2 separate regions of the Homo sapiens genome follow, and region 2 is linked to region 1. Evidence: read pairs that join two places in POLR2A ChIA-PET (ENCODE). Cell type or tissue: K562. All regions are shown on one strand. Each heading gives the region's core, and the rest is flanking DNA. Links, peaks and the distances in the headings are about the cores only. Region 1 holds the start of RPL11 (ribosomal protein L11). Region 2 holds the start of E2F2 (E2F transcription factor 2).

Evidence for each region. ChIA-PET counts read pairs that join two places held together with the same protein. Peaks named below come from ENCODE experiments on the same cell type or tissue, not always from the same donor. Only the 100,000 strongest peaks of a DNase experiment are listed, where the experiment ranks them.
Region 2: POLR2A ChIA-PET joins it to region 1 with 16 read pairs; 15 of 35 experiments call an interaction of 5 or more read pairs at or near these places.

The regions. Positions count from the first base shown.
Region 1 is chr1:23,686,730-23,697,084 of GRCh38, reverse strand. It overlaps RPL11 (ribosomal protein L11), which reads right to left and starts at 5,279. Exons shown (of 6, transcript NM_000975.5): 1 at 5,256-5,279; 2 at 4,326-4,476; 3 at 3,172-3,278; 4 at 2,294-2,425; 5 at 1,177-1,287; 6 at 250-741. The coding sequence starts at 5,261. The coding sequence ends at 712. RefSeq lists an enhancer at 4,998-5,317. In K562, for the core only: CTCF peaks have their summits at 4,737, 4,938, 5,385 and 7,263; DNase peaks (open chromatin) are centred at 4,947 and 5,344; H3K4me3 peaks cover 2,558 bases.
Region 2 is chr1:23,523,649-23,534,003 of GRCh38, reverse strand. E2F2 (E2F transcription factor 2) reads left to right here and starts at 2,771. Exons shown (of 7, transcript NM_004091.4): 1 at 2,771-3,462; 2 at 9,516-9,621. The coding sequence starts at 3,211. LOC101928163 (a long non-coding RNA gene) reads right to left here. Exons shown (of 3, transcript NR_110799.1): 2 at 6,934-7,074; 3 at 5,585-6,599. RefSeq lists silencers at 2,540-2,679, 3,217-3,365, 5,521-5,717 and an enhancer at 5,373-5,502. In K562, for the core only: no CTCF peak of the experiment used is centred there; DNase peaks (open chromatin) are centred at 3,963, 5,183 and 5,643; H3K4me3 peaks cover 1,195 bases.

The sequences.
Region 1 (10,355 bases), core at 2,988-7,987:
TGAAACCCCTTTTGAGCACTACGTGGCTGGTGCTAGTCTGAGCATTTTGTTAAGTATTAAATCATTTAATCCTCTGAGAGATACTACTATTACTGCCTCCTGATACAGATAAGGAAACTGAGGCAGATTAACAACTCACCCGAGGTAACAGTTAAAGGAAAGGGCTGGAAACGGAAAGACTGCCCTCTTATCTGCACATACTGCCTCCCAAGAACCTTATACTCTCATTGTAAAAGAAACCTGAGCCTGAACAGTTAAGTCTAAATTTAATCTCAACCATCACACCAAAGCCTGTCATTCCTTCATGACGCATCAATGCTGATAAAATTTCTAGTACAGAACAGAATCACTGAATAGCAGGGGGCCTCCTGGAACACAGGAGCACTGCACCCTGCTTAACCAAGGCTCTAAATTCAAACCCCAACATCAACCAAACCCTCCCCTCCAAATGGGGCTACTGCACCACAGCACATCAACCAAGGTGTGGCAAGCACAGGCAATGAATGCTATGAAGCTTGGACTTGGATCTGCCAGGAAATACTGGCATCCAATCAGAGGATGACGGGGTTGTTACCAGCTACTCCCATCGAAGCTTTAAGTGGCTTGAGGTCCAAGGACTTGAATATGGCCAGGATCCTTTCACAGAACACACAACAGAATTGCACATTTCACTGAAAACTTTTTATTGCTCTTTTGGATAGAAACGGGAATTTATTTGCCAGGAAGGATGATCCCATCATACTGAAAGAGAAGAGATTTAATTTTTTCAGAACAGGAGGCAACAGCAGAGATTGCAGCAATGGCTAACTTTTGAGAATTCACATCTGATTGATACATGAACTTGGGCTCTGAATCCCATCCTTTTCTGGACTAAATAGGAAGCTGGCTGGTTTTTACACTGTGCTGAACTGCACTATCATCTGAGAAAGGGGGCTCCTGTTAAAAGCCATATTCCTCCCCTTCCATCTACCCCCATTCATGGTGACAGGGAGAAGGCCTAGTTCTGGATGTTCTTTTAAACCATCATCCCTGGAAGCCCCTGATTTGTCAAGATGCCCAATATTCTAACTTTAAAGAAGATACCCAGCAAATAGTACTATATTTTGCATCCCCAAATCCCAACTCCATTCACCAACATCACATTCCACCACTTCACTTGAGATAAATCAGCTTTACCTTCTGCTGGAACCAGCGCATGGCCTCCTCTTTGCTGATTCTGTGTTTGGCCCCAATGCAGCCTGTCCTGCGCTTCTTGTCTGCGATGCTGAAACCTGGCCTACCCAGCACCTGTCCCAGGAATAACCAACAGTCACCTAGCCAGCTCAGAGTCAAGAGCAGATGGACAAGACTCACACATTACAGACAGATCTTCAAAGAGTCACTTGGCAGCCCAATGGATTCTGGAGCAAGACCCATGATCTGTGTCTGACAAAGCTGCCACCAGCATCCCACGCAACACACAGCCATACTGTAAGTTTGCTTTGGAGGCTGGAACTTTCAGCACCCCCCTAACCCAGCCTATTTTCCAGTGGTGCTGAGGATCCTCCATTACTGCTCCCAAATCTCCATTTTTCTTTTTAAAAGTAACATTTAAAAATCTATTGCCACACCAGCAGTGTAGAAAACATACAACTCTGAGAAGCACAAATATATATATTTTCTTCCTTCTGCTTCAGCTCAAAAATGCTTCCCAAAGGTGTGCTGTTCCTCCAACATCCTGTGAGTATCCAAGTCTTATTACTTGTCTGTCTAATGAGGGTGCCACCATCTTTCAGGTTCCACACTAGTCAGGACTTCTGATTTAGGCTATTCAGTTTTATTGTTGGACCAAAACACGGCAGTAACACAAAAGGTCATTTCTATGTTAAAACCCCCTTCCTGAGCAAACCACTGCATCACCCAAAGCTGTTTCTATAGGAAGAACCAGGGGGAGAACAGCCTCAGTGCAGCCAACCAACCCATAGGCCAAATGTGGCACCAATACTGCCTCTCTCCAAAGTTTCAAATCACTGGCTGGAGGGAACAGTTTCCTTCATCCACCTTTAAGCCATGTGGGTGCTTTACAGATCCTCGACTGCAAGTTCCCCAACAGCAGGGATCTTGTCCACCTTGTTCAGAGCTGCACCCCTACATTTGCCACAAATGAGGCACATTTCCCCAAGGGGGAGGAGAACACAAAGGCAGACAATATTCAAAGCTGCAACTCAACATGTGAACACCAACATACCACATATGAAATAAAGATTCCCCTCTCCTCACAGACCAGGAGCGGGAAAAGATTAAATATTCATACCACATAGAAGTCCAGGCCGTAGATACCAATGCTTGGGTCATATTTGATACCCAGATCGATGTGTTCCTGGATCCCAAAACCAAAGTTTCCAGTATCTGAGAAGTTGTTTTTTCTTAACTCATACTCCCGCACCTGTGGAGAAAAATGCAGCAATAACATTCCTTGTCATCTTCAACTCCCTCCCACCCCCAAGTAACTATTAATAGCTCAGCCTGCAACATGCACCCCAGAGCAAACAGAAGTCAATGAAACTTGGCTGAGAACACAACCTGACTTCCTCACTATACCTCGACTATAGATTCACACCCCAACTACCCAGTATGACCTCTCCCAGCTTCCAAAGAGCAGAGAAAAACCCAGAGAAAGCAGAGGCATGAAATGACTCCCAAGCATCCTTTTTCTTTTTTTTTTTTGAGACAAGAGTCTCACTCTGTGGCCTAAGCTGGAGTGCAGTGGCACAATATCAGCTCACTGCAACCTCTACCTCCCAGGTTCTAGCAATTGTCGTGCCTCAGCTTCCCGAGTAGCTGGGACTACAGGAGCCCGCCACCAAGCCCGGCTAATTTTTATCTTTTTTTAGTAGAGATGGTGTTTCACCATGTTGGCCAGGATGGTCTCGAACTCCTGGCCACAAATGATCCAACCGCCTTGGCCTCCCAAAGTGTTGGGATTACAGGCGTTGAGCCACCGTGCCCAGCCTCAAGCATCTTTTAAACCACCAAGAACAGTTTAACCCTGCTGATTGTAGAAAAAGCCTTTTAGAAGCTTAAGTAAATAAATATCAAGACACCAAAGAACAGAACATTAAATGTAACTTATCTACATGTGTTACTAAAGGAGTGCTGATCAATATCACTCCATTAGGGGATTAGGCTCACCTTTAGACCCTTCTCCAAGATTTCTTCTGCCTTGGCCCCTCGAACTGTGCAGTGGACAGCAATCTTTTCATTTCTCCGGATGCCAAAGGATCTGACAGTGTATCTAGCTGCAGGAAGTGGGTAACAAGGAGTCAGATGCCATCATACCCCCACTACACTCACCTCTTTCCCAGAACACCATCTCCATGACTTAAAGAGACATTAAGCATTCATCCACACTCTTTTAAGTTGTGGTGTTCTAATTAGTGTCTCCCACATCTATTAATAAGATTTCATCCACAGCACAGATTTTCCCATTTCCAGACATCCAGCCATCCTTCAGCAGTTAAGAACAGTCATAACGCCGAAGTTCCAGGAAGGGCAAGGTCACAACCAGAATAGGCCGAAGAAGCCACTAGTAAGATTATCATGTTCCAAAGAAAACAAAGCATTATTGACAACATCTACTATTTGCTGAAACCTTATTGTACTGTTATCCATATTTTACAGGTGAGGTTTTGAGAGGTTTATTAACTTGCCAAACATCACAGCTGGTAACAAAAAGCAGGAGTGGAATCCAAAGACTTGCCATATTTCACTGTCCTAAAGCAACTACACATGTACAACTCATTTTATCTTCCACAATTATAAAGTATTACCCTCTTTATGCAAAGAAAAAAGCAGAGGTCCAGAGAGCCCAGAGTCAGACCAGCAAATGGTGAAGCCATCACTCAAACCCAGGCAATCTGTATACAACTTTTGAGATAGGGTCAACCAGGCTGGAGTGCAGTGGCACTAATATAGGCCACTGAAGCCTCATGCTCCCGTACAGCCCTGTTCTTAATGCAGCCTATATAACCCTAACTGCTAATCAGATCTAATGATCTTTACTTCGTTCCTGACATTTCCACTCTATCTCATATCCTAGTTACTTAGGAAAATCTTTACTTGGGCTAGTCTTAGCTTAAGATCTGCTCAAATAAAATCTAGTGTTCCAATCCCACACGCCATCTTGAATAAAAAAAAAAAAAAAAGACACCTCTTGGCCGGCTCATGAATTTAATGCTTTAAGTGATGCCGACTGTCACTTTCTAAACAGACTCGACAGCAGGTAAATCAAGAAACAACCAAGCGACCCAAGCAGGCAAACCCTGTATGTCCTTGTGACTACTCACCTTTGGAAAACACAGGGGTCTGCCCTGTGAGCTGCTCCAACACCTTGGCTGCTCGCGTCAGTCTGTCTCCACTCTCCCCAACACAGATGTTGAGACAGAGTTTGCGGATGCGAAGTTCCCGCATGGGGTTCTCCTTTTCACCTTGATCCTGCTGCAACAGGGAAGAGCAGCAGTCAATACACTCACAGCTGAGGGCCCTGAGTTTTACTACTTTCTATCTGCACAGCATTTTTATTTCTGCTCATCCCAAATCGTAACGAAGACCCTGAATGTTTAAAAGGTATAATGTTTAGGGGACATCAAGGGAAGAAGACAGCTCGGAACCTATCCTTCCTCCACGAACGGAACGGGTGAAGAGAAAACTCAGGACAGTTATTGAGTGTTAAAAGATACGGACACTGAGATCGAACCCTAAGAGGCTCAGGGTAACAAAGAGCGCCCCCATTGTAAGGCCAACTAAGGGGAGTGAGCGAAGAAACAGAACTTAATTGCTCAGTTAACAGGAAACACGTGGTTATGCGACGTCCAGCATCCTATTCGGAAGCTGTCTAAAGGCTGGCACCTTCCCTAAGCGGAGCAACCGACTAAGGTTTCCTAGCACCGAGCAAGTCTCAAGTCCCCGGGACCAGGAAAAGGCCCGGACCCCCCTGCCTCAGAACCCTCCATTCACCCCATCTGCCCCCGCTGCAGCCTCCTGACCGTGCTTCTGAGCACTCCGGGCAAGTGCCCGGAGCCGCTCCTAAAACGATGGCAGGGAAAGTGACAGAATTCAACCCTGCGTCCTTGGCTCGAACGGCTCTGCTAGTTTTGGGCCAGCAGGCATTGCGGGCTCCATATTCCTCGGGCTGCGGGCGAAGTAGCCCCCGCAGGCTCGGCCTGCCATGGATGGCGACGGATAAAGGAAAGCAAATCCAGGTCCCAGCTACTCACCGCCATGATGGAGAGCAGGAAGAGAAAGCGGAGCTTCCGGCCGAGGGCCTTATGGGCCAGGAGGCGGGCTCTTTTCCCAGGCTAACCACAGAGATGAAGACGAGGAAGAGAGGCGCATTTGGCAAAGCCCTGCAGCGTCGGCTTCTCCCTTGTGGGTAGTGCTAGCCACTGCAGGCGACGCTGGCTGAAGACCGGGATCTGGGTTTTCCAAAAATAGTTTTTGAAAGCTCCCGAATCAGCACGTCCTTGAGTTTCCGGACCTTGAGGACGTTCTCTCCTCCCAGTGTCACGAGCTGGTGGTCCTTGTGTGATGAGAACGCCAAAACTACATTAAATCAATCATGCAAATTATGACGCAAATTTATTCTGTAACAACGTAAACAAATATAATTTATTTATTTATTTATTTTTTGAGACGGAGCCTCGCTGTGTCACCCAGGTTGAAGTGCAGTGGCGCGATATCGGCTCACTGCAACCTCCGCCTCCCGGGTTCAAGCGATTCTCCTGCCTCAGCCTCCCAAGTAGCTGGGATTACAGGCACGCACCACCATACCGGTCTAATTTGTTTGTATTTTTAGTAGAGATGGGGTTTCACCATGTTGGTCGGGCTGGTATGGAACTCCTGACCTCAAATGATCCACCCGCCTTGGCCTCCCAAAGTGCTGGGATTACAGGCGTGAGCCACCACTCCGGGCACAAATAGAATTTATACAAACGGAAAGGAGTGGTGGTTTAAGAGTCCCGAGCTTGAAGACAGGCAGATGTGGTCCTGTCTCGACCAGCTAGTAGCTATGTGACCTTGGGCAAGTTACTACAGGGTGCGTATTCCTAACCTGAAAAGCCTGGGACCAGACGGTTTTTAGATTTGGGATTTTTCCGGATTATGGAATATTCGCATAAACATAATGAGATATCTTGGGGATGGAACCCAAGTCTGAATATGAAATTAATTTATGTTCCATATACACCTTATACACATAGTCTGAAGGTAATTTTATACAATATTTTAAGTAAGTTTGTGCATGAAACAAAGTTTGTGTACATTGAACCATCAGAAAGCAAAGGTGTCACTATCTCAGCCACCCTTGTGGACAATCTCTGGTTGGTTGGCCTAACCATTTTTCCAGACTGTAAATGTATATGCTATTGATAAGCAATACTTTCTTACGCTTATTCACATATAAGTACTTAACAGCGGCCGGGCGCGGTGGCTCACGCCTGTAATCCCAGCACTTTGGGAGACCGAGACGGGCGGATCGCGAGGTCAGGAAATCGAGACCATCCTGGCTAACACGGTGAAACTCCGTCTCTACTAAAAATACAAAAAAAAAAAAAAAAAAAAATTAGCCGGGCGTGGTGGCGGGCGCCTGTAGTCCCAGCTACTCTGGAGGCTGAGGCAGGAGAATGGCGTGAACCTGGGAGGCGGAGCTTTCAGTGAGCCGAGGTCGCGCCACTGCACTCCAGCCTGGGTGACAGAGCGAGACTCCGTCTCAAAAATAAAAAATAAGTTCTTAACAGCAAAATATATGCTATGTCATTAATACAGTGAAAAAGTAATGTGTTCAGGGCAACTAAGCAGCAGAGGAGCATCACCAGAAAACCTGGATCAGCTGTGAAACAACAGCGACCCACCCCCCCTCCCCCCACCACCACACCCGACCCCGGCCCCGCCAACCAGGCCAGGTGCTGTGGCTCACACTTGTAATCCCAGCGCTTTGGGAGGCTAAGGCGGGTGGATCACTTAAGGTCAGGAGTTCGAGACCAGCCTGGCCAACGGGGTGAAACCCCGTCTCTACTAAAAATACAAAAATTAACCGGGCCTGGTGGTGCATGCCTGTAATCCGAGCTACTCGGAAGGCTGAGGCAGGAGAATCGCTTGAACCGAGGAGAAGAAGCTTGCAGTGAGCCAAGATCACACCACTGCACTCCAGCCTGGGTGATAGAGCAAGACCCTGTCTCAAAACAAACAAACGAACAAACAAAAAACAGCGACCACAAGTGGCAGGCTTTCAGTCTCCACCTATGATGCAGTGTTTTGATTAAAAGATTACTGTACAATGTATTTTTTTTTTTAATTTTTATTGATCATTCTTGGATGTTTCTCGCAGAGGGGGATTTGGCAGGGTCATAGGACAATAGTGGAGGGAAGGTCGGCAGATAAACAAGTGAACAAAGGTCTCTGGTTTTCCTAGGCAGAGGACCCTGCGGCCTTCCGCAGTGTTTGTGTCCCTGGGTACTTGAGATTAGGGAGTGGTGATGATTCTTAACGAGCATGCTGCCTTCAAGCATCTGTTTAGCAAAGCACGTCTTGCACCGCCCTTAATCCATTTAACCCTGAGTGGACACAGCACATGTTTCAGAGAGCACAGGGTTGGGGGTAAGGTCACCGATCAACAGGATCCCAAGGCAGAAGAATTTATCTTAGTACAGAACAAAATGAAAAGTCTCCCATGTCTACGTCTTTCTACGCAGACACGGCAACCATCCGATTTCTCAATCTTCTCCCCACCTTTCCCCCCTTTCTATTCCACAAAACCGCCATTGTCATCCCGGCCCGTTCTCAATGAGCTGTTGGGTACACCTCCCAGACGGGGTGGTGGCCGGGCAGAGGGGCTCCTCACTTCCCAGTAGGGGCGGCCGGGCAGAGGCGCCCCTCACCTCCCGGACGGGGGGCTGACCCCCCCACCTCCCTCCCGGACGGGGCGGCTGGCTGGGCGGGGGGCTGACCCCCCCACCTCCCTCCCGGACGGGGCGGCTGCCGGGCGGAGACGCTCCTCACTTCCCAGACGGGGTGGCTGCCGGGCAGAGGGGCTCCTCACTTCTCAGACGGGGCGGCTGCCGGGCGGAGGGGCTCCTCACTTCGCAGACGGGGCGGATGCTGGGCGGAGGGTCTCCTCACTTCTCAGACGGGGCGGCTGGGCAGAGACGCTCCTCACCTCCCAGACGGGGTCGCGGCCGGGCAGAGGCGCTCCTCACATCCCAGACGGGGCGGCGGGGCAGAGGCGCTCCCCACATCTCAGACGATGGGCGGCCGGGCAGAGACGCTCCTCACCTCCCAGGTGGGATGGCGGCCGGGAAGAGGCGCTCCTCACTTCCCAGATGGGATGGCGGCCGGGCAGAGACGCTCCTCACTCTCCAGACTGGGCAGCCAGGCAGAGGGGCTCCCCACGTCCCAGACGATGGGCGGCCAGGCAGAGACACTCCCCACCTCCCAGACGGGGTGGCGGCCGGGCAGAGGCTGCAATCTCGGCACTCTGGGAGGCCAAGGCAGGCGGCTGGGAGATGGAGGCTGTAGCGAGCCGAGATCACGCCACTGCACTCCAGCCTGGGCACCACCGAGCACCGAGTGAACCAGACTCCGTCTGCAATCCCGGCACCCCGGGAGGCCGAGGCCGGCGGATCACTCGCGGCCAGGAGCTGGAGACCAGCCCGGCCAACACAGCGAAACCCCGTCTCCACCAAAAAAGCATGAAAACCAGTCAGGCGTGGCGGCGCGCGCCCGCAACCGCAGGCACTCGGCAGGCCGAGGCAGGAGAATCAGGCAGGGAGGCTGCAGTGAGCCGAGATGGCAGCAGTACAGTCCAGCCTCGGCTCGGCATCAGAGGGAGACCGTGGAAAGAGAGGGAGAGGGAGACCGAGAGGGAGAGGGGAGAGGGGAGAAGGGAGAGGAGAGAGGGGACTACACTGTATTTTTTTTAAGGTGAGAAGAAACATCAGAAGCAGTTGAGGGAGCAGGAAGTGGGTCCCCTAGGGACAAGGAGGCATTCTCCTGGATGGCTTTTTAAAATGTTTCCTCCAGAGTCATCTGCCTTTTTTTTTTTTTTTCTATTTTTTTTTGTTTGTTTTTTGTTTTTTGTTTTGTTTTGTGGCAGGGTCTTGCTCTGTTGCCCAGGCTGGAGTGCAGTGGTGTGATCTTGGCTCACTGCAGCCATGACTTCCCGGGCTCACATGATCCTCCCACCTCAGCCTCCCACGTAGCTGGGACCACAGGTGCACACTACCATGCCCAGCTAATTTTTTAAATTTTTTGTAGAGATGGGGTCTTGCCATGTTGCCCAGGCTGGTCTCCAACTCCTGGACTCAAGCGATCCTCCCACCTTTGCCTTCCAAAGTGCTGGGATTACAGGCATGAACTGCCACACCAGGCTTCATCTGCTTCATTACCAATGGTTTTTGTCTTAGACATGATTTTGTTATGAATGCATTCTGCTCTTGCCCCTCAATAAGCTCATCATGCATTTTCTCTTTTTTTTTTCTTTTCTTTTTTTTTTTTTTGAGACAGAATCTCACTCTGTTGCCCAGGCTGGAGTGCAGTGGCTCCATCTCGGCTCACTGCAACCTCCACCTCCTGGGTTCAAGCAATTCTCCTGCCTCCGCCTCCGGAGTAGCTGGGATTACAGGCGTCCACCACCATGCCCGGCTAATTTTTGTGTTTTTTTTTAGTAGAGACAGGGTTTCACCATGTTGGCCAGGCTGGTCTCAAACTCCTGACCTCAAGTGATCCACCCGCCTCAGTCTCCCAAAGTGCTGGGATTACAGGCATGAGCCACTGCACCTGGCCTACAAATCTTTAAAAATGTAACATCATGTCTCGTCTTAAATTTCTGCAACCAGCCAGGTGCAGTGGCTCATACCTGTAATCCCAACAGTTTGGGAGGCCAAAGTGGGAGGGTTTCTTGAGCCTAGGAGTTTACGACCAGCCTGGGCAACATGGCAAGACCCTGTCTCTGCAAAAAATTTATTAGCCTGGCATGATGGTGTATGTGTGTGTGTTCCCAGCTACTTGGGAGGCTGAGGTGGGAGGACTGCTTGAGCCTAGGAGGCTGAGTCTGCAGTGAGCCATATTTATGTCACTGCACTCCAGCCTGGGTAATAGAGTGAGACCTGTCCCCACACCCCAAAAAATCTGCAATCAGCCTGTTGAATATTCAGTTTCCTTAAATTTTCTGTTCATCGTGATAGATCTTGCTTGTTTCACCTTCAGTATACCATTAAGCGGCACATGTTGGATGGATCCATCAGTGCAATGCTGATGGATCTACTCTTCTTTTTTGTTGAGACAGAGTCTTGCTCTGTCATCCAGGCTGGAGTGCAGTGGCA
Region 2 (10,355 bases), core at 3,509-8,508, 160 kb after region 1:
CCTCCATTTCAAAGATGAGGAAATTGAGACTCAGAATGGTCCAGCAACCTGACCATGATCACAATGCTAGGAATGAATGGGGCAGGAATTCAAGCTCAGGGAGGCAGATTTCAGATCTGTGCCCCACACCTATTGCAAGAATTAGTCAGTTCCCAGGCAGTGAAACTCTAAAGCCAGCCCCAGCTGCCCGAAACTCAACCACAGAGAGCTGGCTCTCAGCCCCTCACTGGCTCCCTTCTTTTCTCCCAGCTCCACCCTGCCACCCCCATTTCCCTCCCTGGCCCTGGGGCCCTGCTGCTTCCCCAAACCTGCTCTGCCACAATTCCTTCCAGGTTCCCTCATCTGTAAAATGGGGATAATAATAGTGTCCGTCTCAGAGCAGTGTTGTGAGGATCAGAGGAGGGGCTCAAGGTGCTTAGAGCCCAGTGTATAGTAGGTTCTCAATAAAAATCAGTGATCATCGCCACCACTGTCATTTAAGTAGTGTCTCTGAAGTAATGTGAAATTGACTGAGTGATAGCATTATCCACATTTGATGGTTGAGGAAATTGTGGTTAAGAGAAGTGAAGCAGCGGCTGTCCAGTGTCACTTAACTAGGAAGTAGAGAGCGGGACTTACTTAATCTGGGCCTCCTGACTTTCTGACTTCAGATCTCATTAACTTCTCCTATTCTTTGCAGCCAGGCAGATGAGTGAATCATAATCAGTATTTATTACCTGCCTTCTGCACTCCAAGCCAGGCCCTAGATGCTAAGGGGCATTCTAGAGAGATCTGACCTAGATTCTTGAAGGAGCATAGAACCTAACTGATAAACAAGGTATGAAAACGAAGCCTTGTTTTGTTGAGGTAGAACACACTAAGGGTCCCAAGAGGGTAAGAGCCATTCTGGCTGAGAGGAAGCAGGCAGGGGAGGCTTCTTGGAGGAGGTGAGATTTAAGCTGGCCCTCAAAGGACCAAAAAGGACCAATGAGATACGTAGACTAGAGTAAAAGGGTCTTATGCACTGGAGATAAGGTCAGAGATGTGACCGGGAGCGGTGACTCACACCTGTAATCCCAGCACTTTGGGAGGCCAAGTAGGGCGGATTGCCTGAGGTCAGGAGTCCGAGACCAGCGTGGCCAACATGGTGAAACCCTGCCTCTACTGAAAATACAAAAATTAGCCAGGCATGGTGGCTGGCGCCTGTAATCCCAGCTACTCGGGAGGCTGAGGCAGGAGACTCACTTGAACCTGAGGCAGGAGAATTGCACCGCTGCACTCCAACCTGGTGACAGAGTGAGACTCTGTCTAAAAAAAAAAAGTCAGAGATATAACAACAGCTGCCAATTCTTGAGGCTCCTTATGATCCAGGTTCTGTGATGAAAGCTTTATATGCATTATCTCATGAGATTTCCTCATGATCATATGAGGTAAGTGCTATTAGGAGGAGAAAATCAAGGATCAAGGATCAGAGAATTTACAAAATTTGCCTTGGTCACACAATGAATAATAAAGTGTCTGGGCCTGGGTTTGAATTCGGGGCTGTTGGCTACAAAGCCTGGGCTCTTAATCATCATGGGTTATTGCCACCTTGGCCTCAACCATCTAATGAGGAATTAAGCTGTGGACTGTCTCTGGAGGGCTTTGAATGCCAAGGCTCAGACTTGCATAAAAATCACACAGCACCAGGCAAGAAATCAGACCTGAAATCTAGCAGCAGCTTCTAGCAACTTTTTACCACTCACTACCCAAGTTTGCTTCTCTGAGCCTCTCTAAACCGGAGTGATGAGGAATGTATTATCAGCAATGAAGGTTTTTGAATGAGGCAGAGAGGCTCTTGTGACAAAAGGATTGTTTAAAAGAAACCTAGAGATGTTCAAACATTTACTGAGTATTGGGTCCTAATAATACAACTGTGAACAAGACAAAGCTCTGCAGTGGGACTCTGACCCTGCTGTGCCCCCAGGCAGCTTGGGAGAGTAGAAGAACCCCTTAACTGGAAAAACAAGGGCTCCAGAGCTGGGACCTGTCCCAGATTCTGTTGCCAGCTCTCAAATCAGGGAATCTCTCTGTATGACCTTGGGCAAGTTACCCAGCCTTTCAGACTGTCAGTCTTTATCATGGGGATCATCATTCCTCTTCCCAGGATTGTTGGAATAAATTAACTAAAACAACGCTTGTAAGGATCTAGCATGGTGCCTGGCATCCTGTAGGCGCTGAATAGATGTTAGTTTTCCCTACAAAGAAGTAGACTAGTTTGCCTCCGTCCCTCACCCCTCTGCCATTAAAGGGAACAGGTTCCTGGCCTTCATTTTAGCAGGAAAGGGGATATGAATGCACATGTGCTAGCTAAGCAACAATGCAAACTAACAAAAGGGCCTGTGGCCTGGGGAATACACTGCTGGGTCTGGGCTCAGGCTGGGACCCCGCGCCAAAATGTTTCCCTTCAATCCCAGGGAATCCGGGCCCATTTCTCGGGGCGCTGTGCACTGCTCTGGCCGCCTCTGCACTGTGAATCCCGGAACCACCCTCTGTCTCCGTCTCGCCGGCTGCTAACTAGCGCGGCCGGCGGCTGGCGGCACCAACAGCAGGTGTGGCTGCCCCTTTAAGCAGCGAAGCTAGTGTTGCAATCGCCGCCTCGAGGACGCGTTCTTTCCGGGGGGGGGGGGGGGGGTGGAGCCTGTACTGTCGCAGCAGCCAACCGGAGCGCGGCATTTTCCGCGGGAGATCCGAATTTCGCGGCACGACGTTTGGCGCTAAAAAAAAAAAAAAAAGAAGAAAAAAAAGAGGCAGAGAAAGACTCAAGGACTAGAGAGCGAGCCGCAAGGAAGTCGGTGCAGTCGAGACCCCCCTCCCCATCCCAGCGCATCGCGTCTCCGCCGAGCTTGAGGGCACGCCGGGGACCCCTCCCCAGAGCCGGCCGGACCCCAGGTGCCGAGGCCTTGGGGAGCGCGGGGCGTCCCGGGTCGCGGTGCCCTCGGGACGAGACAGCCCCTGGCAGTGCCACCACCGCAGCCGCCGGGCGATCTCCAAGCGGCGATCTCTAAGCGCTGCTCTCTGCTCGGCCGCGGGCCAGGAGGGGAGGGTCCGGCCTTGCCCCGCAGGCGTCCATTGGCGGCTTCCCCCGGCCTCCGCGCCATGCCGCGGGCCGTGTGAAAGGCGGCAGCACCGGAACCCGCAGGTGTCCGCGGGCGCGCCAAGCCCTTTTGGGTAGGGGGCGCCTTACTCGCTATGCTGCAAGGGCCCCGGGCCTTGGCTTCGGCCGCTGGGCAGACCCCGAAGGTGGTGCCCGCGATGAGCCCCACAGAGCTGTGGCCATCCGGCCTCAGCAGCCCCCAGCTCTGCCCAGCTACTGCTACCTACTACACACCGCTGTACCCGCAGACGGCGCCTCCCGCAGCGGCGCCAGGCACCTGCCTCGACGCCACTCCCCACGGACCCGAGGGCCAAGTTGTGCGATGCCTGCCGGCAGGCCGGCTGCCGGTAATGCTGGGGGCCCCCACCGCTTCCCCCTATGCTTTTCCAGGTGTGGGAAAGGAGGGAGGGGTGCCTGAGATCCAGTTTGAGTGGAGCAGGTAGAGTTTTGGGAAGAGGGAAGATGAGCTTTCAGTTTCCAGGACCCAGTGCCCCCAATATCTGAGTAGAAGACCCCTTCATTTTCAGACTTTGGATGAAATAATCTCATCCATTCTAGTGGAGTGGAATGAGCACTGGATTGCGAGTCTGGAGGGAGACCCAACTCACTACTCCCAGTGCACTGTGTGACCTTGGGGAAGTCCATGCAGCCAGCGTTGCCGCCATTCATTCATTACTTCATTGTTTGGCCAGAAACCAGTACTGGGTGCCTGCTATTGTCCAGGCAAAGAGTATGGCCTGGGGACACTGTGGGACTTTGGTAAGACAGAGGGATAGGTCTAGTGGGTCTCTCACATCCAATCTGCCATGGACAGACTCCAAATTGTCCAGCCAGCTCCTGAGATAGCCCCAAGTATCTGCCCTAGGTCCTCCCCCAGGCCCAGTCTTCCCTCCCAGACAGCCATGTAGCAGATACAAATGTGGGCAGCCCCCTTGGGTTCTGTTCAGATTGGCTGCTCTCTCCTCAAGCTCCCAGGCTCGTTGCCAGAGAGGGCCCAAAGTGTAGTGGCACCAGGCTGCCTGCTGACCTGGGCTCAGGGTGTGTTTTGTGGGAGTGGAATTCCTGGAGCCCGTGTGAATCAAAACAACTTTAGGGTGGGGGGTGGAGTGGGAAAAGCCTGGGGGAGTGGAGGTGGTGGTGGTTGAGGAGCCTGGTTTCTGGTGTGACTCTGCCACTAATTCTCTGTGTGTCCTTGGACAAGTCTTGGACCCAGTCTGGGCTTCAGTGTTCTCTCCTTCACAATGCGTGTGTGCACAGGGTGGCTGTGGGGCTAGCTCTTCTCAGCCACATTCAGCTCCAGGTCCTGGGTTTTGGAAGCAGGCTCCAGGGAGAGGAAGGGGGTGTTGTAGGTTTGCTTAGTTGTGAGTTTGGTGAATAAGTTCGGGTACAGGGATAAGACCACCCCCCACTGCCCCAGAGGCATCTGGTCAGACCTGTGCTAGTCAGCAAGCACGGATGCCCAGCCAGCTCTGGATGCAGGCAGAGCCACCACTCCCTGCCAGTGGACTCAGGCTTTGCCCATGTTCAAAACGTTAACCTTCCTGGAGACCCTTCCTGCACATGATTTCTAACTAGGAGGGCAGTGGGCAGGAATGGTATTATCCCCATTTTACAGGTTAAGCAACCGAGGATAACTGGGATTGGGTATCTTGTGTTCAGTGTTTTATAGCCTAAAACATCTTTGTAGTTCGTGAAATAGATGGCATTAATAGCTCCATGTTACAGGGGGAAACTGAGGCTCAGAGAGGGGATGTGACCTAAGGTCAGAGATGGGGATGGGGTAGAGTGATGGGACTCACAAGGCAGTCAGCTCTTCTGTCTTTTATTTTTTATTTTTTGTAGAGACAGGGGTCTCCCTATGTTCCCCAGGCTGGTCTCAAACTCCTGGGCTCAAGCAATCCTCTTGCCTCAGCCTCCCAAAGTGCTGGGATTACAGGCATGAGCTAGCTACTCTAATGCACCTGGTCAGGCAGCAGGCTCTTCTCTATGTAGCCTTGACTTTTTTTAATACTGCCTAACTTAGGAGCTGAGCTCCCCCCAGGGAAGGGAGCTTTGCGGCAGGCCCACTCTCCTCTGGCCAGCTGCTTTCAGACTGGAAGTTTCAGTAACAGCTGTGGTTTTACACTGCTTTGAACCCTCCCAGAGGAGCCCAAGTACATCTGTCTGTACCTCCCTCCCAGAAGGGCTCAGTGATCTTAGCAAGAAGGTCTCTCTTTTACTGAGTGCCTCTCGTGTGCCAGACACTGCTTGGCACTCTTCACGTTCATTATCTTGGTCAGGATGTCCAGAATGAGGCACCTTGCAGATAAGGAAACTGAGCAAAGAAAGGAAGTCACTTGCCTGGGTCACAAGTGAAGAAGCAGGGGAGTCTCCTTGCAGCAGACCACCCTAAAGCCCTGCCAGGCCCAGAGCTCCCGCTCCTGTCAATCCCCAGATGCCCGGGGCCCAGCCCCGTGGGCAGGCCTGCCCTCTGCTTACTCATTTTACAAGGGCGTGACCTGGAACAGCTCCAAACCCAACCCTGGGTGTGGCCGCTTGCTTTGTGGCCGGGCTGCAAAGTGCAGGGTGAGCAGGATTTGTTGTGGAGCTTCTGTTTAAAGGGACCTCAGGCACTGTCCAAGGATGGCAACCAAGTTCAATGGCAGAATGAAGGCCACAACCCAGATCTCCTGGCTCCCTGTCCAGAGCTCTTTCCAAGTCCTCTGAGGAAGGCTCAGGGAATGCCCCTTTATCGCATGCCTCCTCTGGCCAGGCGCATGGCATCATTCTCTTTCACGCCTGCAGGAAGCTCTGCCCAGGCTGGCTTGCAATAGCGCCATCTCTGCTCACTGCAAACTCCACCTCCCAGGTTCAAATGATTCTCCTGTCTCAGCCTCCCAAGTAGCTGGGATTACTTTTTGTATTTTTAGTAGAGATGGGGTTTCACCATGTTGGCCAGGCTAGCTTCGAACTCCTGACCTCAGGTGATCCACCCGCCTTGGCCTCCCAAAGTGCTGGGATTACAAGCGTGAGCCACCACGCCCGGTCCTCCTTTTCTTTCAATTTGTCTACATTTTCCAGATTTCCTCTTGTGAGGCATGAAAGAAAATAAACATTTTAACACACAACTCTACAAGGCAGGTCAGGTGAGGAGGTGTAGGCTCAGAGAGGCAAGACAGTGAATCCCAGGCTGTTCAGCTACGAAGTGGCAGAGCTGGGATCTGAAAGCAAGGTTCGACCCCTTACATTTGCTCCTACCCCCACCATCTGACTTAGGGCTTAGGAGAGACCAGGCTCCACTCTGCGTGACCTTGGGCAAGTCAATTCCTCTTCCCCAAGTCCCAGTTTCCTCACCGTGGTGCCCGTAAGGGGGTTGTGCCTGGTGATCTCTGACCCTCTGCACTTCTGCAGCTGCCTGAGGAAGGAGCTGTACTCTTCTCCATAGGGGTTGGCAGGGTGGGCTTGCGTCCTGACCAGGCCTTGAAGATCCAGCCAAAGGGGCTGCCTAAGAGCGTCCAGGATAGGGCTAAGCTGGCCTCTGGCTGTGGCCATAGCCTTTGCTCTCCTCCCCTCATCGCAGTCTCTTTTCAGCTCACCCTTGAACTTTCCCCTTTTCCCACTGGTGCTCCCCATACATCAGTGCTAGCAGCTCCCTGGTGGGGGCACTCCCTATGGGCAAAGCGCTTTGCTGCACTATCTCACTGAATCCTCAGCATAGGTGGAGACAATGATGCCCATTTTATAGGTGACTTGACGTCAACTGATTTCCCAGCTAAGAAGGGGAAGGCCTAGATGCAAAGCCAGGCCAGTCTGACTCCAAGACCTGTGCTCAGCCTCACCTTGATGCTGATCCTCCTGGGCTTGTCCTCTGCCACCTGTGTTCTGCAGGTTCAGCCCAAGCCATAGGCTGACTTTCCTCTGGGCACTGTCCAAAGGTGTCAGGGAGGTATCCTTAGGGGGACACTTGCCGCATTGGGACCCTGGGAGTGCAGAATAAGGGTGAAGGAGAGTGAGAAAAGAGAGAAGGCTGTGTGTGTGTGTGTGTGTGTGTGTGTGTGCAAGTACATGCAGTGATGGGGGCAGGTGGGCGTAGCCCAGGCCTTGGCCCAAATTCTAGCAAATCCTGGGGCAGCGTGTGTGGGATGCAGCTGAGGCAGCCTGGTACATGGCTTTGCAGTCAGACAGGCCTGGGTTCAAACCCTGGCTCCGGCCTTTGTGTGACCTTGGGCATGTGCTTACTCTCTGTAAGTCTCCATTTTTTGGCTTCCGAGAGCCAGTGCCAATACTGATGTGGTAGGACTGTTACGAGCATGTAACAGGCTCAGCATAGATATTCTGTTCAAGGTCTTCCTGGGATTCTTTCTGGTTTGTTCTGGCGGGGGAGACAGGTGTGGCTGGGGAGGCTCTGGGCTGCCCCACCTCTGCCTCAGGTAGAACTCCACCTGAGCTTCCCTTCCTCTCCCTGCCCTTGGTGCTCCTGCTGGGGGATATATGAAGAATACTAGGATGTGCAGCCTTGGTCAGGATTGATGGAGGCCTCGGAGCTCCCCAAGCCTCAATTACTTCAGCTGTACAATGGGGATTAGTGGTATGGGAAGATTCAGTGAAGTGATGAATGTTGGGGCGTGGTTCAGGGCATGTGGAAGGTCTCAGCCAGTGACTGGCCCTTTCTCTAGTGACAGCATGGGGCTAAATCTCTAGAATATAGGATTTCACCAGTTAGGAAGGTAGAAAAGGAATATTCAAGAGACTCATTCAAGAATGAGCAGTAAAGTGTTTGGATGGTTTCCAGGTCTCGGTAGTGGTGGAAAGCAAGAGTGTTATATCCAGGCTCCTCAAACCAAGGAGCAGGGCTCCTCACATCAGCCCAGGAAGACTTCCTGGAGGGGGCAGGAGTGGGGGAAGGGGAACTGACAGCAGGAAGAGCTGTCACCACCTCCAACACCTGTCAGCCCAGCTGTGCTCAGCAGCAGTTAGAAGTCTCAGCCCTGCTGAGCATGACCTCACCACTAAATGTTAAAATAGGCCTCTCTGTCCAAGCCAGGGTAGGGGTGTCTGGGGGATCCAGAGTTGGAAAGAGGAAAGAAATGGGCTCGATGACCCCCAGAAGGATGTATGAAGGAAGAGGTCGAGATTAGATTTTAGGGAAGGGACTCTGTGTTTCCTGAACACCTACTGTGTGCTGAGACACAGGCTGAGAACTTTACAGAAGTTAAAGGAGCAGGAGCTAACCAGGGTCTTTCTCCCACATGCAGACAGGGAGCTAAATAAGTGCTTCAAAGGGAAGCCACGCGGGGATTAATTCAGCCTGTTCCAGGGTTTTTAAGATGCAGAGGCTGCCCAGGTAGTGCCTTCCTTGAATCCTTACAATAGCCCCTTGAGGTAGGCATTTTTACCCCATTTACAGAGGAAGAAACTGAGGCTCCTTAGATGTGTAACATTTCCCCCAACTTGTACCGTGAGCCTGCGAAGGAGCTGGAGATTCAAGCATGGGTCTCTGACCTATGTCCCAGTGTCCCAGTGCCCCAGCTCTGCCCCTGCCCTGCCCCTGCCCAGCCCTAACCAGGAGAGAGGCCCTTTCCGGGCCAGTGCAGCTCTGGGCCTAATTGGGGCCCGGGTGGCAACAGGGTGGAGAGGAGCAGATGGGTCTGTGGTTTGATTTCCCCAGCAGGTGTTTCCCAAGCTTGGCGGGAACAGAAAGGGGGAGCTGGAGGGGGGGGGTGGCCTCAGCTGCTTGTCCTTAAGACACGGGAAGGATTCATTGTCTGCCCCTCTCGGCAAAGAAAGAATGGCAAATGCAGTCTATTCAGGAGGCCCTGGGGCCCTCAAGCTGGAGCCCAAACATGGGGGTGGGGATGTTTGCACTGCTTCCCACTGTGGGCACCTCCCTGGGTTGTGGCACTGAGCCAGGAAGTCCCCTGGGTCTGGGCGGATGCCCAGCCCCGCCCTGATAAGGACCAGCTGTGGGACTGTGATGGGCACTCAGTCTAGCTGGGCCAGCTGCTTCTGTAGGGGGGCCCTTTCCCCACCCTGATGTGGTTTAGGCCCCACCCACTGCTTCCTCCTGGTATCATCCTCTGGGTGTGGTGGGGTGAGGAGCAGGTATAGGAGCCGGCTTAGGGCCCGTGGTTAAGGAGCTCTGAGCCCTTGGCCAGACTGGCTTTGGTAGGGTCTCAAGTGCCTGGGCCTCAGAGGATGGGAGTTTTATTTGCCCTTCAGAAAACAAGATTTCCCCTGAAAGCTCACTTCTCAGGTCACTGATGTTTTCCTATCAAGTACAGCAGTGCTTCACCAGGACTGGCGGTAAACTGAGGCACAGAGGTGGCTGCTAAGTGGCTTCATTGCTTTGGCCCCACATCAGGGAAAGGCTAAAGGAGGAATGATTCTCAAACTCTGCCTCTCTCTCCCCCTTTTCTCCAAGGCCAAAAGGAAGCTGGATCTGGAGGGGATTGGGAGGCCCGTCGTCCCTGAGTTCCCAACCCCCAAGGGGAAGTGCATCAGAGTGGATGGCCTCCCCAGCCCCAAAAGTAAGCAGTGCTGATGGGGCCTCTGGGGTGGGGTGGGGCAGGGGCAGAGGGCAGTGCCCTGCCCAATCACTGGTAGTCATATTTGGATCACTTTCCAGTTTACAAAAGCTTCCTGCGTATTTTATTATTTGATCCTGCCAGGTAGGTAGGCTTGTCTGTCTTTACTAATCAGGCAACTTGAGACTCAGAGAGCTTGAGTGACTTGCCCATAGTCTCAGAGTGGAGTCAGGACTAGAGCCTGGACATGTAAATCTTGCATTACTTCTGTGTTTTTTTTTGTTGTTGTTGTTGTTGTTGTTGTTGTTGTTGTGAGACAGGTCTCGCTCTGTCACCAAATGTGGATTGCAGTGGTGCCATCTTGGCTCCCTGCAACCTCCACCTCTGGGGTTCAAGCAACTCTCTCACCTCAGCCTCCCAGGTAGCTGGGACTACAGGTACATGCCACCATCCCTGCCTAATTTTTGTATTTTTAGTAGAGACACAGTTTCACCATGTTGGCCAGGCTGGTCTTAAACTCCTGACCTCAAATGATCCACCCGCCTCGGCCTCCCAAAGTGGTGGGATTACAGGCGTGAGCCACCATGCCTGGCCAGTCTCGCACTACTTCTACCATACCATGTACTGCTCTCATGATCTAAACTCAATGACCAGTGTTTTATTTGGGAATTTATTATTTTTAAAACGTTTTAATGTTTAGGTCAAGGTAAATTTTTCTAAATCAGAAGAGCAGGGGC